Regions from separate parts of the Homo sapiens genome. Here region 1 is linked to region 2. Evidence: chromatin contacts called from ENCODE Hi-C or POLR2A ChIA-PET data. All regions are on one chromosome and are shown on one strand. The core of a region is the stretch at or near the end of the contact, and the rest is flanking DNA. Distances in the headings are between cores, read along the strand shown. Region 1 overlaps LINC01500 (long intergenic non-protein coding RNA 1500). Region 2 has its middle 76 kb from the start of LINC01500.

Region 1 (3,916 bases), core at 62-2,561, 200 kb after region 2:
CAAACTCTTCATCCTTGCCTTCACCCTTATTCTCTCCTAATCTTTCCATCTGTTCATTTGTTCAGGCTACAGCCTGGGAGACGTTGCTAATTCTCTCTCCTCCCCACTCCACATTCAATCTGTCAGGAGATCTTGGAATCAAAGTTTGTGTACACGCTGCCACTGTTATCACACCACCCAAATCACCTTCATTTCTTGGCTGGATCACTGCTCTAACCTCACACTGCTTCCAGCAAAGCTCATCTTCAATCTTGTCAGCTCATAGCAGCCACAGTAGAACCAGCCAGCCTTTTCATCTCAGTCAGAATAAAACCAAAAGTCTATACTATGAACTATTCATTCTGTCCTCTTCATTTCCTCCACCTGTGCACCAGCCACACTGCCCTTGGAACAACCAAACTGGGCCTTTTCCCTTGGGGGCTCCCACTTTCTGGGATACCCCAGCTCCAGGTCTTGCTTCTTCACTTTCTTCAAGTCCCGTTAAAATGTTGCATACTCAGTGGCCTTCCCTGGCCATCCTGTATAAATTTCACCACCTACCCTGTATGATCCCATTTAATTCCCATATCTATTTCTTCAAAACACCTATTGCCACTGGACATGTTACAAAGTGATTTGCTTATTTGCTTATTTCAAGGCATATTTGCTTATTTCCAGGCCTGACTTCTCTATCTAAAAACAAGGACTGCATCTCCTTACTTTACTTACTGACATATCCCCAGGGCATGGGACAATATCTAGTACCGAGAAGTCACTAAACAATATTTGTTAAATGAATTCATAAAGAAATAAAATTTCTTACCCTCATAATTTTTATACCCTAACTGGGGGAGACAGGCAACAAACAAAAAAGCAGAGTTTAGGGAAGAAATTAGAACTCGGTGATGTGACAGAGGCAGCTAGGTGTTGAAAGGAGACCCTTTGGATAGGATACTTCTATGAGAGGAGACACTTAAAGCAGGATCTGAATAACAGGAAAAAGCCAGCCTTGCAGCATTTTCATTTTATGGATCAGAAAACTGAAGCTACAAGAAACCATGTGCTTTTTGCATCTGTTGAATAGTAGAAGTGAATTTATAAACCTAAACTCTGACCACTCTTTGTTCTTCTTTCATGTTAAACTTCAAAGCCTTTCACAACTAAAATGACTAAAATACAATACTTATTTTTTAAAAAAAAAAGCCAGAAAAACAATCCAGCCTATCTCTCTGCTAACTTTAAGGCAAGAATCACCACCCAGTCTAGGCTGATTGGCAGCTGGCCACAAGGAGACAGTTGGAAAATATATTTAGTTTTTCCTGTTTCATTTTATGTTTAACTTTTGCGTTTTAAGACTAGTGAGCATGGAGCTCAGTCCTAGAAAAAAAGAAAGTCTGCAATTGTTCTCATTCAGACAGCTACTTCTTAAAAGTCATTTCTCTTAATTCCATGAAATACTCCCAGAGGAGTGACCTCCTTCGGTTGCACAGTGCTGAGCTTGTCTTCGTGTTTCTGGAATGCTGCTCCAGGATTTCTTTTTCAAATGGTCAAGTCATGCTGGTTGTTTTTAAGTCCTCAGAGCACTCTCAGCCTTTTTTTTTTTTTCCCTTTCAAACACAGAGAGCAATGCAAGACTGAATCCTTCCTGGTTTCATTCCTAATTCCTGCTGCAAATGGTAATCCTGCCTTGGGACACTGAGGCTCCCCTTTGCTTTGCAAATAGTCTGTGAACCTTTAGGAAAGCATGATTGATAACACAGTCTGAAAAAAAAGGAAAAGGAAAAAAATACCTACTGAGATGACTAGGCTTGAAGCCTAGTTTGGAATGCACCCAACAGCACAAAACCTTGAAAAGCAGAAGCAAAAATTCAAACATTTGCCGACCCCAGTGCTTAGTAATTTACCACCTTACTACCTCATGTTTTCTTTCTCTAGTTTTCATTTTTATATGCATGACTTAAGTAATTCCTAGGCTTATTTCCAATGATACAATGCAGAAAACAAGTTGGGAGAGAATCAGGCAAGGAACACACAATTCCTAGTGTAAATGAGTTTCAGAATGAACACAGAGAAAAGGACATTCTTCTTTTCTCTTTCTTTCTTTTATTCTGTTTTTGTTGTTGTTATTCAAAAATAAGAAAAGTTGATGATTGGTTGGTGCAATGTTTTAGTCAGGGGTTCTCCAGAGAGACAGAAATAATAGAATATATAAAGAGAGAGAGATGTATGAAAAGGGATTTATTAGTGGAATTAGCTACTCAATTATGGAGGCTGAGAAGTCCCACAATAGGCTGTTCATAAGCTGGAGAACAAGGGAAGATGGTAGCATGGATTGGTCTAAGTCCAAAGGCCTGAGAACCTGGAATTCTGACACCTAAGGGCAGGAAAAGGAGGATGTTCCAGCTCCAGAGGAGAGAGACTCATTAAGAGAGTCTTATGAAGACTAGGTTTAAGGTGTTATTAAGAAAAGAGATTAATAAGGGCTCTCCCTGTGAGAAACAGAGATGGATGTATTTTAGAATTAGAGGAACAGGAAATGGTTAGTTAGGAAGCCCAGCTGAGAATGTTCTAAGCCACAATAGATAAAAGGAGAGTGTTGAGTAATCACTTGACATCTCAGGGCCTAAGATGCTGGTGGGAAGGGAAAGAACAGGGGAGCTGAACATACAGAGATTCAGAGTGTGAAAGTGTGTGTGTGTGTGTGTGTGTGTGTGTGTGTGGTGTGGTGTGTGTGGGGTGTGTGTGGTGTGTGGTGTGTGTGTGGTGTCTGGTGTGTGTGTATGTGTGGTGTCTGGTGTGTCTGTATGCTTGTGTGGTGTCTATGTGCGCGCGTGTGTGTTTATGGGGGAGGGCCACTATATGAAATTGCAGGGCAAGTGTATGAGACTCGAATTGGCTTTGCTGATGGGGGTGGGGACTGCAGGTGGGCCTTTTGGCATTCCTGAAATAATGGCACTATTTCTGCTTGATGGAAATAATTTAGTGAAAGCACATGATTGCTACATGCAATTAGGAGTTGGAATAAAACATGATTGCTGTTTTCTTGTTTGCATGTGTGGGATTATATTATAATTAAATGGAATAGTAACAAGAGGTGTGTGTAAATTATATTCCTGGCTTGCATGAAGGATAGAAACCAGCAGAAATAGGCCAGGAGCAGTGGAGGCTATTGGGCGATTTGTTCCAGGAAATTCTGACAACTCACTGGGAAGCTGAAACTGCTGGGGACTTGGCTGTTCAGGTAAGAAAACAACCACGATCTTGGCTTTGACTCCTCAGGGGATGACGCTCTTCCAGTTGATGGAGAAGCATGAGCTCCTATGATTAGATTGAGAGAATTTTTGGAAGAGGATTATCTTGTCGATATCAGATTATGCTTTGCCTAACACGGTTTCCAGTGAGAGCTCTGTTCCTTTGGCATATAGATTTGATCAAGGTGACAGTGTTCACTCACATCCCTATCAGCTAATGATATTCTCACATTAGTCTTTTTTTTTTTTCTTGCTGTCTTTCTTTACTGTAAAGCCAAGGAATAACTAGTTAATTGCGCCTTGTTAGATGTTAACTGTTATTAGCCTAAGTAACTTGGGTCTCAGGGTGTGAGCATGAGAATCCAACATCCACAATAGGTAGATTTATGGTTAACATTTGGTGCATCATGATGTTATTAAACCAGAGAATTGACCCAGTAAGAATATGATTTGGGGAACAGACATGTCGAATTTGAAGTACCAACAGAACATCCAAATTCCAGTGTCCAGGAGATGTGGTATGTCCATATGTAGAGCTAAAGAAATAAAAATGGATGGGGGATCAAGATTTCGGAATCATCAGCATATTTGAGTGATGAATCCAAGCCATAGCAGTGAAAGAAAAAACCAGGATGAATGGAGAAACTGAGAAGCTGGTTAAAGATAAATCATTGGGTAACGCCAAT
Region 2 (3,854 bases), core at 1,264-3,763:
CATTCTGGGTGGTGCATGAGATTAAAAGCTGTGAGACTTTGCAAATAGAATGAGGTAGATGACTAGTTTTTGCTGTGCATAAGGTCAACAATATCACCCAACAAATAGCCAGCTCCTTGCCACACTCCCTTCCTTCATTCTAGTCATCTATCTTACAAGCATAATTGAATTAGATCCTCATAAAAGTCTTACAAGGCACATACTACTGATGGTAGTGGAGGCCTGTCTGGAGCGGCTGCTGCCATGATGCTGGCTTCAGGGGGTGAGGCATGGCCAGGGCTGCACACTCCAAAGAGCCAGCAGGAGCCGGGAAAAGGCAGAAGCCCTGGCAGGGCAGGAACCTTGTGCTCCCTGGGAGCAGCTGCGGCCATCCAGCTGTGGCTGTGGACCTGGGCATCCCTGTGCTCTTGGGAGCTGGGATTGGGCAGGAGCCCTGCCCTTCTGGAGTGTAGCTGCAGCTGCCCAAGCCATGGCTACGGACCTGGGCGTCCCCTCTTGGGGGCCTGGGAAAGGCCCCCTCCCACCTGCAGGCTTGGAAGTGCCTGCTCCCACTACCTGGCCTCTCCCTGCTCCCTGCACCTACTCTGATCTTGGAGCAAAGTTGAGGTCGAGCCCAGGAGCTGTTGCAACCTGGTTGGGTGTGTGCACAATTGGGGCAGCACTGACGCTCCAGCCCCCTGCTGCCTTGGCTGCCTCTGGACTTTGGGCACTGGTAAGCATGGGAGGGAGCCTGAGTGGGGGCTAAGGGCGGCTCTGCATGGGCCTTTAGGTGTCCCTCAGCATGAATAGCCTGGGTGACAGCAGGAGGCAGACAGGCTCCTGGGTGGAAAGGAGTGGGTCCCTAGTGAAGCTCTACCTTCGAGCTGGGGAAGGCCTGAAGCCTGACGGCCAGGCTGCCGGCCCCACAGACCAGAGTGGGAACTTACGGTACTTTTTCCAGGCCCACCCATGGCCACCCACGGACCAATCAGTAGGCACTTCTTCCTCTCTGAAGTCCATAAAAACCCCAGACTCAGACAGACTCAAGGAGATGACAGGACAACCTGCCTGCAGAGAGGAGCTCCCCACTCCAGGGTCTCCTCTCTGTTGAGAACTGAACACTCATCGGGACGCCCTGCCTGTGGAGAGGAGCTACCCAATGCAGGTCTCCTCTGAGCTGTTCTGTCACTCAATAAAGCTCCTCTTTGCCTTGCTAACTGTCCACTTTTCCCTGTACCTCATTCTTCCTGGATGCAGGACAATAACTCAGGACTCACTGAATGGTGGGGCTGAAAGAGCTGTAACACAAACAAGGCTGAAACACACCCCTTGCTCACCACACTGTGGGTGACAAGGAGAGAAGAGAGAAGGAGAGAAGAGTTGCGGCCCTTCAGGGAGCCCAGACCTAGGATCTCCCCCAGCCAGGGCTGTGACACCCTCTTTGGGGCTCTGCGGTTCCTGGTGTCTTCAAGCTTCTGAGCACCACTGGATTCCCCAGTGCCAGCTATGGAAGCTGCTTATGGTACACCTGGGCTGGCACCTGGAGCTGTCTGCCCCACCCACCACCAGCATGCCTGGCTGTGCACAGTGGCCGGACCCCATGCTTGCTCACTCATATACCCCTTACCGCTCCACTCGCTCTTGGCAGGTATGAGATCCAGGCCAGTAGAGCGAGCTGAGTGCAGCCTGCCAGGCTAAGTGGGCAGTACAAGCCCAGCAGGCCTGAGGAAAACTTGGGCAAAGGTGCCATTGGCCCTGTGGCTTTCAGCTGGACAAGCAACACCTCAAGAATCCCGTGACATTACTATAGTGGCCATTTGACAGATGAGGAAACCATGGCTCAGAAAAGTTAAGTACCTTGCCCGAAGTTACCTATTTGGATAGAGAAGGAGGTATATTAACCTCAACTGAAAGCCTGGCTTGGCTAAGGTCCCTCTGAATGGCTTGCTGTTATTAGAATTAGCGGGAACGGGGGCCTAGTACTAGCTGATGGAGAAGAGGCTCATACTAAACTGAGGATCCTTTGAGCTACAAAAAGCTGGGCACGTGAGCTATAGTCATTGCCATTGGCAGCTGGAGTCCATCCCGATCCCAAGGCTGGGACTCAAGCCACAAATGACCTGCTTCAAAGTATTTCTTAATTCAAATTAGGAATACTTTCATTCAGTCCATAAACAAGTCCATTAAATTATGAGTGTGGCTGTTCCATCTAAACAATCAGAAGTAATGCCTCTCACACTAAAGCACCTACTGCATTTTGAGGAATGAAAAATTTGCCTCTTAGCTAAATATATGACAGAATGTGATGTTTTAATGAAAACCTTGGTACAATTATTGTGAATCCAGTCCTTATCCTGAGCTCAGAATATGGCCCAAACTCTTTTCGGTTCTATTCATACTTTCAGCTAAGTGTCAGGATTCAGGGCATGCCCATAGCAAAGGCTGGGCTCAGTCACAGCAACAATAGAAAACGCAGTTCCAAGCAAAAGGCAGGAGCAGGCGTGTTGCTGGCAGACAGCCGACTTGGCAGGCAGTGGCGGGGCACCTTCCGGGAACTTTGCTCAACAGTCCAAGTGACCCCGAGAGTCCTATGAGAGAAGCTCAGAAAATCAGAAGCAGAGGGTCACATTTGATCAGTCCACAGTGTCTTCTGAGGAAAGGCCATCACATGTTTTACGGGGAGGCTGGCACCCATGTTACCAGTTCCTGTTTTTCTGTTAAATGTTACTGTTTAACAGAATAACCTTCCTGGTGCTGACTTGACCGACAAAAATAAATTTAAGGAGATATTAAACTGTTGAGAGTCAAGTGTAGAAGAGGAAGGGGAAATTCTTACAACCAATTGCAACTATGTATCCGAAAGCAAGGGGGCCAGAAGCTTTGTATTTTAATTGCAAATTTAAAAATTCCCAATCTTGTGATTTTCTTCCAAAGCAGTTGTTACTCAGCTCCTAACACTTCTCGTATTCTACACGTCTTTAATCACTCTTTTCACTTTTGCCTCAGGGAAGCAATATCCAATTTACGAACATGTTTTTTTCTAAAAGATTATTTGTAAACTGGTTATTGGGAACTAAAAATACATTTTTCCATAGAAGTTATAACGTTGTAAATAGCAGTTAAAATCTCAACAGACTCTTCATACAGTAAAACTCATTAATAATAATATACAGCTATTACTATAAGGAAGTGAGTTCCTCATTCTAATTCTAAATTGAGCCTCTACCTAATCAATTAACTCCTGTGGGCTCATGATTGTTCTAATCAAAAATAAGAGAACAGGCCAGGCATGATGGCTGATGCCTATAGTCTCAGTGCTTTGGGAGGCTGAGATGAGAGGATTGCTTGAAGCCAGAAGTTCGAGACCAGCCTGAACAATACCGTGAGACCCTATCTCTACAAACAATAAAAATTATCTGGGTGTGGTGGCATATATTTGTAGTACTAGATACTTGAGAGACTGAAGAAGGAGGACCCCTTGAGCCCAGGAGTTTAAGGCTGCAGTGAGCTATGGTTGTGTCACTGCACTCCAAACAGAGGAAGGTCCTGTCTCTAATAACAATAATAAAAATAGAACTATTCAAATCAAGAAATATCAAGTGTTTGTGTGGAATGCAACTTAAGCTCAATATTATAATGTCACACAGAATGGCATGAAGGCAATTAGGCCAGGGTCCGGGGGCGAGGGTGACTTCAGCTAGGCTTTGAAGAATGATTCAGATTTGAATTGGTGGAGGAAAAAGGGAAGATCATTTCAGGCAAAATGAGTAAAAATATGGAAATAGGAAGAATCCTGGATGGAAAATGAGATGTGGTAATGGGGATATGCTGGAGAAACTAAAGCTTTGTATGGAGAGTAGAACAGCCTTGGGACA

Evidence for each region. A loop is a pair of places that touch in the nucleus more often than their neighbours do. ChIA-PET counts read pairs that join two places held with the same protein, here RNA polymerase II (POLR2A). Pooled maps may share reads with other maps.
Region 1: a map with no recorded cell type shows a loop between it and region 2 (3-fold over the local background). The contact joins two enhancer-like sites. A Hi-C loop is called at or near these places in 1 of 168 maps with a recorded cell type or tissue (GM12878), 5 of 37 single-sample maps with no recorded cell type and 5 of 50 pooled maps. POLR2A ChIA-PET finds 5 or more read pairs at or near these places in 1 of 52 experiments (activated naive CD4-positive, alpha-beta T cell).

What each region holds. Positions count from the first base shown.
Region 1 is chr14:58,953,896-58,957,811 of GRCh38, forward strand. The region is part of intron 4 of LINC01500 (long intergenic non-protein coding RNA 1500); the gene reads left to right. Among named protein-coding and RNA genes, the nearest start is that of LINC01500, 130 kb to the left of the region's middle. RefSeq lists enhancers at 210-329, 2,268-2,769. Within about 2 kb of position 1,312, at least 2 of the 41 ENCODE cell types and tissues checked have a DNase peak (open chromatin) inside an H3K27ac peak, as active enhancers do.
Region 2 is chr14:58,750,423-58,754,276 of GRCh38, forward strand. No RefSeq gene overlaps it. Among named protein-coding and RNA genes, the nearest start is that of LINC01500, 76 kb to the right of the region's middle. RefSeq lists enhancers at 1,580-2,302, 2,349-2,643. Within about 2 kb of position 2,514, at least 22 of the 41 ENCODE cell types and tissues checked have a DNase peak (open chromatin) inside an H3K27ac peak, as active enhancers do.